Linked DNA regions of Homo sapiens: region 1 is linked to region 2. A link is an interaction called in ENCODE POLR2A ChIA-PET data of the cell type or tissue named here. Cell type or tissue: Panc1. All regions are shown on one strand. Links, peaks and the distances in the headings refer to the core of each region. The heading gives the core; the rest is flanking DNA.

Region 1 (5,088 bases), core at 1,078-5,077, 220 kb before region 2:
CAGATTGAGGAAGCGCTCAAAGGCTGGCAGGAGGCAGACAGGTTGCCCCCAAGGAAGCGGGGGCTGTGCACCTTTGGGCAGAGGCCGGCCAAGCCTGCTCCGAGACCAGGGGCAGGACAGGTCGCCTCCAGGGAGCTGCAGGACCCGGGGCAGGCTGAGCCTTTGGGCCTCCACCGCTGGAGTCTCATGGTGGGGTGGGTGGTGCGGCCTCCACTGTCACAAGGCGTCTGTTGTCCCAGGAAGTAAGCAGGAGTCTGTCCCTGTCCTGGAGGGAAGGCCGTGCCACCCAGTGGCTGTGGGACCCTAGGAAGTAGCCGTGAGGGCGGGAGGTGGCGCAGGGGTCTGGGTCACCCCAGGGCCGGCCTGCAGGGAACTCGAGCTCATCCCTGAACCTTCTGTGTGCTCCAGGCCACTCTGCCAGGGCCCTGGGAGGTTGAGGGAGGTGGGACCAGTGGCGGGTCAGCCAGAGAAGAAGCTAGGTTTACTGGGGGTCTCCTATAGGAGAGGGGCATGGGGCCAGCATGGCCCAGACAGCTGGGATCTCCAGTGCGGGTCACTGGGTGCTCACTGGGTGTCCATGGGGGCTGTACGTCGGGGTCAAAGCCAGAAATTGGGCAGAGACAGCTCAGCCACAGGTGAGTCCTGGAGCACATCCCCCGACCCACCACACCCTCAGGTCAGTCACCCACCTGTGTGGCCAGTTCTGGCTCCATTCCATCAGCACCTCCCTGGGCCTGGCCTGCTCCAAGTGCACCCAAAGCAGGTTCTGGGCTGGGGTCAACTCTCACCTGTCCCAGATAATGAGGCTAGCTGGTGACTAGGTGAGGAGGGGCTGGGGTGCCCTGGGAGAAGCCACCAGGCCTAGCTTGGGTTGGGGGGGCCCACAGGGTCCAGGGCAGGTCCTGACCCCTCCTTAAAGGAGCCGCAGCACCTCCCAGCCAGGATCGGGTTCACCTTGGCCCCAGGGCCTTGGCTGGGCCCTGCCGTGACCTCCCGGAAGAGGAAGCCACGGCCAAACCCCAAGTTAGGCCTGGTGAGGGCTCCAGGGTGGGGGACCCGGGGGGTTAGGAGAGAGAAAGAAGCCACCTGCTAGGCTAGGCGCAGTGGCTCACGCCTGTAATCCCAGCACTCTGGGAGGCTGAGGCAGGCGGATCACCTGAGGTCGGGAGTTCAAGACCAGCCTGACCAACATGGAGAAACCCCGTCTCTAGTAAAAATACAAAAATTAGCCAGGTTGATGGTGTGTGCCTGTAATCCCAGCTACTTGGGAGGCTGAGGCAGGAGAATCGCTTGAGCCCGGGAGGCAGAGGTTATGGTGAGCCGAAATGGTGACATTGCACTCTAGCCTGGGCGACAAGAGCAAAACTCTGTCTCAAAAAATAAAAATAAAAAAAAAAGAAGCCACCTGCTGGAGATGCTGCCCCCCACCACCCACCCTGGCCAGGTCCCAGGTTATCTGGAAGCCATTCCAAGCCACCCCAGGGCCAGGCAAGACAGTGCGGTACAGGGTGGTGGCCATGCCAGGAACGCAGCAGGGGGAGCCCACTGGAGAGTGGGAGGGATGTCAGTGCGTTGGCGGAGTGGGGGTCTCTGTCCTTGTGTCTGGGGGCATTGGGCATTTTTCAGCTATGGATTTGGTAGTGGTGCAGCCGGGTGCTGGGTGCTGGGTGCTGGAGGTGGGGCAGGGGTTGAACTGCAGTGGGAGGGAAGGAGAGAGGAGGGGGAAGGGGAGGAGGGGAGGGGAGGAAGAAGAAGGGAGGAGGGCAGGAAGGGAGGGGAGGAAGAAGGGGGGAGGAGGAGGGGGGAGGAGGAGAGGGGAGGGAGGGGAGGGGAGGAGAGGAGGGGAGGAGAGGAGAGAAGGGGTGGAAGGGAGGAGAGGAGGAAGGATGAGGAGGGGAGGAGGGAGAGAAGGACCGAGAGGGGAGGAAAGGAGGGGAGGAGGAAGGAGAGAAGGGGACGAGGGAAGGAGGGAGGAAGGGGAGGAGAGGAGCCAGAGATCGGCTCCAGCTGATGCTGATTCCTGTCCGCAGCCACACCTCATTTCCTGTTTGTCCTCCTTCTGGGGCTAGCGTCTCCCAGGCCCTCCTCTTCACTCTGGTGCTCCCCCAGGGCAACCCTGAGCTCCCTCCCAGGCTGGCTGACCAGCACTGGGGTCATGGACCTGCGGTCCTGGCCCCAGGCCCTGCCTGTCCCACCCACCCACGTCCGGGCCGGCTAGTGCCCACCCTCACTGCCCCAGCCCAGACCACACTGCAGGAGGATCAAGGAGACGGTCACCCGGGGCACGGACCAGGCTTCCTGCCTCCCACCAGGCAGGCTTTTTCCCCCACCAAGGCAGGTGGGGGTCTCCCTCCCAGGGCTCCAGCTGGGGGTGGAGGTGGGGGCAGGGGGCGAGGCTGGCAGGGGTGGCCAGCCTGGTAGCGCCCCCAGGGGCTGGCACGGCCCAAAGCAGGGCAGGGCCAGGCACGGCCCACAGCAGGGCAGGGCCAGGCACGGCCCACACAGGCAGGTGGGCGACCCTCCCCTTCTCCGGAGGCCACTGGCCATCCCGCGCCCCCAGCCTGGGCCTGTCTGCCTGTCCAGGGCTGGTCTAGGGAGAAGGTCGGCTAGAGAGGATTCTGCCTCTGTTGGGGAGGAAAGGAGAGGAGAGGGTGCCAAGGCCCCATCCCTGTTGGCATAGCCCCTAGCACACAGAACAATCCCGCCCAAACGTCCACACTGTTGAGGCTGACAAACCCCTTGTCGATTATTTGGAAAATATTGAGTTTTCTCCCTGCTCACACCAGACATCGGATAAACGCCCCATGGGGCAGACAGCGTAAACCAGGGGGAACCCCACTGCTGGGATTCACCTCCTTTCTCTCTCCCTGCTCAGGGTGTGGACTTCAATGTGTGCAGCCTCCCAGGACCTCACCAGGTCAGAGCATCACGGGATGCAGAGTTTCTTGGGAGGGTCCGTGAAATCCCCTAAACCAGGGGGTCTCACCCCAGGGGAGATCCTGTCCCCAGGGGACACTGGGCAACACGTGGGGATATCTGTGGTTGTCACGACTAAGGGGAGACAACAGTCTCAAAATTCTAACTCAGTCAGGCGCGGTGGCTCGTGCCTGTAATCCCAGCACTTTGGGAGGCCGAGGCGGGTGGATCACAAGGTCAGGAGTTCGAGACCCGCCTGGCCAAGATGGTGAAACCCCGTCTCTACGAAAAATACAAAAATTAGCCAGGCGTGGTGGCACGTGCCTGTAGTCCCAGCTACTCAGGAGGCTGAGGCAGGAGAATCGCTTGAACCCAGGAGGCAGAGGTTGCAGTGAGCCGAGATCGCACCACTGCACTCCAGCCTAGGCGACAGAGCGAGACTTCCTCTCAAAAAAAAAAAAAAAAAAAAAATTCTAACTCAGTCCTGCCTGCAGAATCCCTTTCACCTAGGAAGTTCCCTTGGCCATGCCCCTTCCAGGATCTGCATCCCAAAAGACGCCCCCAGAAAGAAACGAAGGGCTTGTTGGGGAACAGATCAGCTGGGACCAGGGCACAGGGCACCAGGCTCCCTGTGTCCCTCTGAGAGCCATCTGGGTGTCTTCTGGGCTCCACCCTGGGGTAATAGGAGGAGGAGGAGAGGAAGCCAGGTGACCGGCTGAGTGCTGGCAGGGAGTGGGTGGAGGCCAGGGACGCTGCTCAGCTCCCTGCAGTGCCCAGGGCGGCCCCACCCCAGAGGATGACTGAGCCTTGAACGTCCACAGGGCGATGGGGAGGAACCCCCGGTGGAGCATCCCTAGAGCCAGGGGTCATCTGCCTGTCTCTGAGCTTCCTCAGTTTTCCCAATTGCTGCGCGAGTTTCTTTTTTTTTGTTGAGACGGAGTCTCGCTCTGTTGCCCAGGCTGGAGTGCAGTGGCGCGATCTCAGTTCACTGAAAGCTCTGCCTCCCGGGTTCATGCCAGTCTCCTGCCTCAGCCTCCCGAGTAGCTGGGACTATAGGCGCCCGCCACCACGCCCGGCTGATTTTTGTATTTTTAGTAGAGACGGGGTTTCACCGTGTTAGCCAGGATGGTCTCGATCTCCTGACCTCGTGATCCGCCTGCCTCGGCCTCCCAAAGTGCTGGGATTACAGGCGAGAGCCACCGCGCCCGGCCATTTTTTTTGTATTTTTAGTAGAGACGGGGTTTCACCATGTTGGTCAGACTGATCTCGAACTCCTGACCTTGTGATTGGCCCGCCTCGGCCTCCCATAGTGCTGGGATTATAGACGTGTGGCACCGCGCCCGGCCCGCATGAGGCTCTTGATGGCTCCCACCTGCTGGGGCTGTGGGAGAGGACAGGACCTGGGGCAGGGCCTGGCTATGGTGCCGGGAACAGACCTGCCCCTCTGGCCTGGCTCCCAGATCAGCCTTTCCTGTCTGGTGCCTGAGCTTGGCTGGACACAGAGCCCAGGCATGGGCTGAGCCTTGGTTCAGGTCTGCTCCTCATGGTCAGGGTGAATGTTGAACCCATGTCGGTCCACACTGAAAGATGGACACAGCCCCACACCTGCACCAAGGACAGTGTGCCACAGCCGCATACCACGAAATGGTCCCACTTACTCTGTGGACTGAGCTGAGTCTCCCGGAAAAACCCATCCATGTCCTAACCCTGGTACCTGTGAACGAGAAACTATTTGAAAATAGGGTCTTTGCAGATGGAACCAAGTTAAGATGAGATCACACTGAGTGGGCCCTAAGCCAATGACTGGCGTCCTTAGAAGAAGAGGAGACCGGGCGCGGTGGCTCACGCCTGTAATCCCGGCACTTTGGGAGGCCCAGGTGGGCGAATCACCTGAGGTCAGGAGTTCAAGACTAGCCTGGCCAACATGGTGAAACCCTGTCTCTACTAAAAATACACACAAAGAAGTTAGCTGGGCGTGGTGGCGCGTACCTGTAGTCCCAGCTATTTGGGAGGCTGAGGCAGGAGAATTGCTTGAACCTGGGAGGCAGAGGTTGTGATGAGCCGAGATCGTGCCGTTGCACTCCAGCCTGGGGAACAAGAGGAAACTCCATCTCAAAAAAAAATAAAAAATAAAAAGAGGAGACAGCAGGCTCAGTGGCTCATATCTGTAAT
Region 2 (6,274 bases), core at 890-4,889:
GGGCCTGGACGGGCCCCTCCTACTTCCAGAGTCGGCATTCATTTATGTATGTGTGTGTGTATGTATGTATGTATGTGTGTATGCATGTATAGCTCTGTCGCCCAGGTTGGAGTGCAGTGGTGCGTTCTCGGCTCACTGCAACCTCCACTTCCCAGGTTTAGGTGATTCTCCTGCCTCAGCTTCCCGACTAGCTGGGATTACAGGCGCCTGCCACCAGGCCTGGCTAATTTTTTTTTGTATTTTTTAGTAGAGGTGGAGTTTCACCATGTTGGCCAGGCTGGTTTCGAACTCCTGACCTCGGTGATCCTCCCGCCTCCGCCTCCCAAAGTGCTAGCATTACAAGTGTGAGCCACCACGCCTGGCCCAAACTCGGCCTTTAGATGTGACCCCCTGGGTGGGCTCCCAGGGCACCTAGCAGCATGCACATGCCACCCTGGGGCCTTTCCAGTCCTGACAGGTACCCAGATCCAACCCTCTGAGGCATGGTGGGACAGGGAGGTCCAGGGAGGCAGTGGTGTGTACCAGCTTCAGGTGACCTTTCAGGGGCTCAGCACGCCGTACCCCCTGTTCTGAGCTGCAGGCAGCCATGGCCGAGCCCCAGGCAACTTCCTGTGTGAAACTTCCAGACCTGGCTGGAGCGCCCAGGCCAGGATGCTGCCTTCCAGCACCAGTGGGTCACAGGCTGCAGGGTGGGGGAGCCCAGTGACCACAGGGAGGAGAGGCCGTGGTGCAGATCCTGATCTCAGTCTTCTCGGACCCGCCTAGCATGCCTGCTTTCTTTTTGGTGCAGTCTTTGTGGAGGTGGTAGCAGCCTCCACCCGGGAGTGAAAATGCTGAAACCCCCTCTGCAGAGTGTGCCCTCCGGCCTCCAGGTGCCCCTGCTCTTTCCCATCTGTTGGCTAAAGGCTGGGGCAGGTTTCACAGCCCTTAAAAGACAAGCAGTGCTTTGGGAGGCCGAGGCGAGAAGACCGCTTGAGCTTAGAAGTTTGAGACCAGCCTGGGCAATTACAGCGAGACCCCCGTCTCTACCAAAAAAAGAAAAGAATTAGCTGGATGTGGTGGTGCACGCAGGTGGTCCCAGCTACTTGCGAGGCTGAGGCGGGAGGATCGCTGGAGCCGGGGAGGCAAAGCTTCAGCGAGCCATCATGGTACCACTGCACTCCAGCCTGGGCAATGCCTGTCTCCACAAAACAACAAAACAAGTACTCACACAGGCTTCCAGTTAGAAAGACAAGCCCACGTCCCCCAGATTGGACCCTTATCACCTGTCCTGCGCTCTGCTTGGGGGCCTGGCTCCACTCCTGGGAGGCAGGTGCTATTCCTTCCAAGACCTTCCAAAAGCACCTTTTGGGGAAATGGTCTCTCCTTTCAGAGTCCACAATGTCCAGAGGTCTGAATTTCCTTCCTTTGGGAAGGGCTCGCGGGTGTCTGCTGGCTGGTGTGTGTATTGCCTGTGACTCTTGGCTCCCCTGGGCTGGGTTGATCTTGCAGGCTGTGTCTTAGAGCCCTGGGGTCCAGGACAAGGAGGTGGAAGCCCCTGAGTGGAGTCCCTTATCCTTAGCCCCTTAGAGATGCCTCAGTCCCCTCCACCCCCGCCTGCCCTCCTGGGGCCCAGTCTCACTGCTGCCCACCCCTGCCTGGGGAGGAGAGCCTTCCCGTTAGGCGGGCTCTTCCTCCTCTCTGCATCCCCGTTAGCTGGAGCCTTGGGAGGGGAGACCAGTGTCTCCCTGACCTGGCCTTGCTCCTCCTCAGTAATTGTGCTCTGTCACCTCCCCTTCATGAATCTCTGCAGCTCACGCCACAGTGGCCTTGGCCTGGCCCCTCCACGTCACTGGGCAGCCGGGCTTCCGGGGCTGGGGGAGGGCTGGCACTAGTTGCCCTGTTCACCAGGCGGGTGGCAGGGTGGCGTGCTCTGCAGCCGGCTGGGTCAGGGAGGAGCCGGAGCCTCCCCCAGTGAAGTGGGCCGGGAGGGCGCCCTTGAGCTGCTGCTGGCCTCCGCAGCCCTCCCCCTGGGTGGGGGCTGACACCCAGCCCCAGCCGGCCGTTTCCCTGCCGGGAGCATCCTCCTGGCCTGGCAGCTGTCCCTCCCCGCACAGAGGAACTGGCAGCCACAGTTGCTGATCCTAGTTGGGTGCCCTCGCTGACTCCCAGGGTCCTTGGCTGTGAGATGGTGCCAGAATGGGCCCCTCTGCGCCTGCTGGGCACATGGGGTGACGTTTCCTGGAAATGCCTTGGCTGTAGCCTGGCACAGGCAAAGAAGAACCTGTGGCTTCTGTGTGATGTTCCCCTGCCTGCCCGTACCTCGTGGCCCTCCACACAGTCCCGCGGAGTTCCGAGTGGTCCAAAACAGACACACGGATCCTTCCTCTTGTCTAAATGCTACTTAATTTTATTTGTTTTAGAGACAGGATCTTGCTCTGTTGCCCAGGCTGGAATGCGGTGGTGTGATCACAGCTCATTGAAGCCTTGACCTCTTAGGCTCAAGAGATCCTCCCACCTCAGCCTTCCAAGTAGCTGGGACCACAGGCATGCAACCATCACACCCAGCTCATTTTTTGTATTTTTTTGTAGAGACGGGGTCTCGCCGTGTTGCCTAGGCTGGTCTTGAACTCAAGCAGTCTGCTCATCTTGGCCTTCCAAAGTGCTGGGATTACAGGCGTGAGCCACTGAGCCTGGCACTAAGTGTAATTTTTTTTTTTTTTTTTTTTTTTGAGACAGAGTCTTGCTCTGTCGCCAGGCTGGAGTGTAGTGGTGTGATCTTGGCTCACTGCAACCTCTGCCTCCTGGGTTCAAGCGATTCTCCTGCCTCAGCCTCCTCAGTAGCTGGGATTACAGGTGCACGCCCCCATGCCTGGCTAATTTTGTATTTTTAGTAGAGATGGGGTTTCACCATGTTGGCCAGGATGGTCTTGAACTCCTGAGCTGGTGATCTGCCCGCCTTGGTCTCCCAAAGTGCTGGGATGACAGGCGTGAGCCACCGTGCCTGGGATGACAGGCGTGAGCCACCGTGCTGGGATGACAGGCGTGAGCCACCGTGCCTGGTCCCTAAATGTAATTTTAAAGATGGGCACAACACTGCTGTGATTTCAAGGGAAAGGCGGCAGCTGCCCGTGACCAGGCCTCCTCCCACCTCCTCTGCAGCCTCCGGGTCCCGGCCTCCCGCTGTCCCTGCAGGGTTCCCGGGAACAGGAGGGGCCTTCCGCCTTCGCAGGTACAGGCAGCGGGCAGCTGTTTTCCACTGCACTTTCATCACCCGGTGAGGCTGCATTCGTCCCCGTGGGCCTTAAAGCAGCACACTCTCTCTCAGCGCTGGGCTGGGAAGTCCAAAGTCAGCCTCGCTGGGCTCAAGTCAAGCTGTGGGCAGGACTGGGCCTCCCGAAGGCTTCCGGGGAGAGTCAGTGCCCGCCTTTCCCAGCATCTGGAGGCACCTGCATCCCTCGGCTCAGGGCGCCTTCCTCCCCTTCAAACCCACAGCACAGCCTTTTCCAGTCTCTCTGACTCTCACCCTCCTGCCTCCCTCTTTAAAGGACCCTGTGAGGACACTGGGTTCCCGGATAATGCAAGATGTTCACCCACCCTCAGGGTCCTTTGTTCAAGTCGCACCTGCAGTCTATTGGCTGAGTGAGGTGGCCTGGCCACAGGTCCCAGGGATTAGGATGGGGACTTACCTGGGGAGGCTTTTGTTCTGCTGGTGGGTGTGTCTCGGGGGAGCAGCTTGGGAAACCAGCCATTTCTTTTTTTCTTTTTCTTTTTCTTTCTTTTTTTTTTTTTTTTTTTTTTGAGATGGAGTTTTGCTCTTGTTGCCCAGGATAGAGTGCAATGGCTCAATCTTGGCTCACTGCAACTTCCGCCTCCCAGGTTCAAGCGATTCTCTTGCCTCAGCCTCCCGAGTAGCTGGGATTACAGGCATGGGTCACCACGGCTGGGTAATTTTTTTGTATTTTTAGTAGAGATGGGGTTTTTCCTTGTTGGTCAGGCTGGTCTCGAACTCCTGACCTCAGGTGATCCGCCCGCCTCAGCCTCCCAAAGTGCTGGGATTACAGGTGTGAGCCACCACAACCGGCCGAAACCAGCCATTTCTTTCTTATGCCTGCTGGGGCTTGAGGGGGTGTGGGTGGGGGCCATAGGGGAAGCCTCCAGTTCTGTTGCTGTTCTCTGCGTCGCCCACAGTGGGAGGTCTTGTGCCTGCCTCCCCTTGGCTGCGTCCAGCCATTTCTCTGCACGGAAGTCTTAGCACGCTGTGGGGGTCGATCTCCAGGTGGGCCGAAGGGCAGGCAGGTTTTCTGAGTGGAAGAAACACACCTGAGGCCCGACCTTCAGACAAGCTGCACGTTCAGTCAGAATCAAGTCAGAGCCAAGTGGCGTCTTGGTGCGGGCAGGTTCCCATGGGGCTGTTGCCTTTTGCTACATGGTGTCACAGCTCCTTATCAGCCTGTCGGGGATGTGTGTCAGCATTCACGTCCCTCTTGGGCAGTTGGTGTTGGGTGCAGCATAAATGAAGGCCAGATTGCATTTGCTGTACCCCATGGGACTGCGGGCTTGGTGTGGGCCCGTGCGCCTTTGTTGGAATCTGATCTCACTGGGTTTGTGGAGCTGCTTTTCAAAGGTGAGAGTGTGCAACATTCCTTGCCCCTCTTCTTCCCCATAGCAGTGTGACTTGGAGGTCCCTCCAGGGCGCACGCCTCCCCCTTAACCACAGGTGACCTGCGTTTCGGCTTCTAGGTCATCTCCTGCGTTATTTATTGTTGTGTTTTTGCAGTGAAGGCTGCACCAGACGCATCTGTACCTGCCCTGTGCGGTCTGTCTGTGGCACGGGTTCTGAGGATTCCGAGTCTGAAGGTGGTGGTGTTGAAGCTGCATGGGATGGTTGCGAAACTGCTCTGCAAGATCTCGGCCTGTCCATGGCCCCCTCAGTGACGGGCAAGGGAGATTTCACCCCATCTAGAGCCCCATTTGCCATCTAAGGGGATATACCATCTACAGGTTCCAGGAATTAGGACGCAGACGTCTTTGGCGCCATTTCCTGCCAACTCCAGAGGATCAGACCTGTTGACCTTTAGAGACCTTTAGAGATGTTACGGAATTACATTCAGTGGAACTTTATTTTATTTTTTTAAGAGCTGGGGTCTTGTTTTGTTGTCCAGGCCAGAGTGCAGAGGCACAATCCTGGCTCGCTGCAGCCTCAAGCCCCTGGGCTCAAGTGATTCTCCCACTTTAGCCTCCCACATAGCTAGGAGCACAGGTGTGCATCACCATGCTCAGCTTATTTTTAAGTATTTTTTTAAGAGATGGGATCTGTGTCATCCAGGCTGGTCTTAAACTCCTGAGCTCAAGCAGTATCCTCCCGCCTCAGCCTCCCAAAGTGCTGAGATGATCGGCGTGAGCCACTGTGCCTGGCCGTGCTCAGTAGAATTTCTAATGGTCAACTTCCAAGTTTCTGGAGTAAATATTTGAACTTGGTTTTTATTGCTTCGCTGGAATACTGGGCTCCACTTGCTCATGTTTTCTTTAGACTCCTTCGGCCTGTCCCCACGGGAGGCTTCTGTGGTTCTGACTTCTGTGCTGACGTTGGTGGCATTGAGGTTGTGAGGGTCTGCTACACTATGTTCTGGAACCACGTAAATAACATGCGAGTCTCATGTTCCCAGCTGCCCCCCGGGAAGACATTTCAGCCGTGTGCTTTAAGCCAGGCACAGCAGCTTGGGCTATAGTCCCAGCTATCTTGGAGGCTGAGGTGGGAGGATTGCTTGAGTCTACGAGTTCAAAGCCAGCCTGGCCAATATGGTGAGACTCCACCTCTACAAATTTTTTTTTGTTGAGACGGGGTTTCACTCTTGTCGCGCAGGCTGGAGTGCAATGGTGTGATCTCGGCTCACCGAAACCTCTGCCTCCCAGGTTCAAGCGATTCTCCTGCCTCAGCCTCCTGAGTAGCTGGGATTACAGGCATGCGCCACCACGCCCGGCTAATTTTGTATTTTTAGTAGAGACGGGGTTTCTCCATGTCGGTCTGGCTGGTCTTGAACTCCCGACCTCAGGTGATCCGCCCGCCTTGGCCTCCCAAAATGTTGGGATTACAGGCGTGCGCCACCGCGCCCAGCTACAAAAAGTTTTGAAATTAAAAAATTAATTTAAAGTAGGCCAGGTGCAGTGGATCACTTGAGGTCAGGAGTTCGAGACTGGCCAACATGGTGAAACCCCATCTCTACTAAAAATACAAAAATTAGCTGGGTGTGATGGCGCACGCCTGTAATCCCAGCTACTTGGGGGGCTGAGG

Evidence for each region. Peaks named below come from ENCODE experiments on the same cell type or tissue, not always from the same donor. Only the 100,000 strongest peaks of a DNase experiment are listed, where the experiment ranks them.
Region 1: POLR2A ChIA-PET joins it to region 2 with 9 read pairs; 2 of 35 experiments call an interaction of 5 or more read pairs at or near these places.

What each region holds. Positions count from the first base shown.
Region 1 is chr19:2,053,470-2,058,557 of GRCh38, reverse strand. No RefSeq gene overlaps it. Among named protein-coding and RNA genes, the nearest start is that of MKNK2, 4.8 kb to the right of the region's middle. RefSeq lists enhancers at 1-206, 3,648-3,727 and silencers at 2,378-2,547, 4,917-5,088. In Panc1, for the core only: no CTCF peak of the experiment used is centred there; no DNase peak of the experiment used is centred there; H3K27ac peaks cover 3,045 bases.
Region 2 is chr19:1,829,352-1,835,625 of GRCh38, reverse strand. All of the region lies in intron 1 of REXO1 (RNA exonuclease 1 homolog), which reads left to right. Among named protein-coding and RNA genes, the nearest start is that of REXO1, 16 kb to the left of the region's middle. RefSeq lists enhancers at 1-199, 200-1,166 and a silencer at 4,319-4,519. In Panc1, for the core only: no CTCF peak of the experiment used is centred there; no DNase peak of the experiment used is centred there.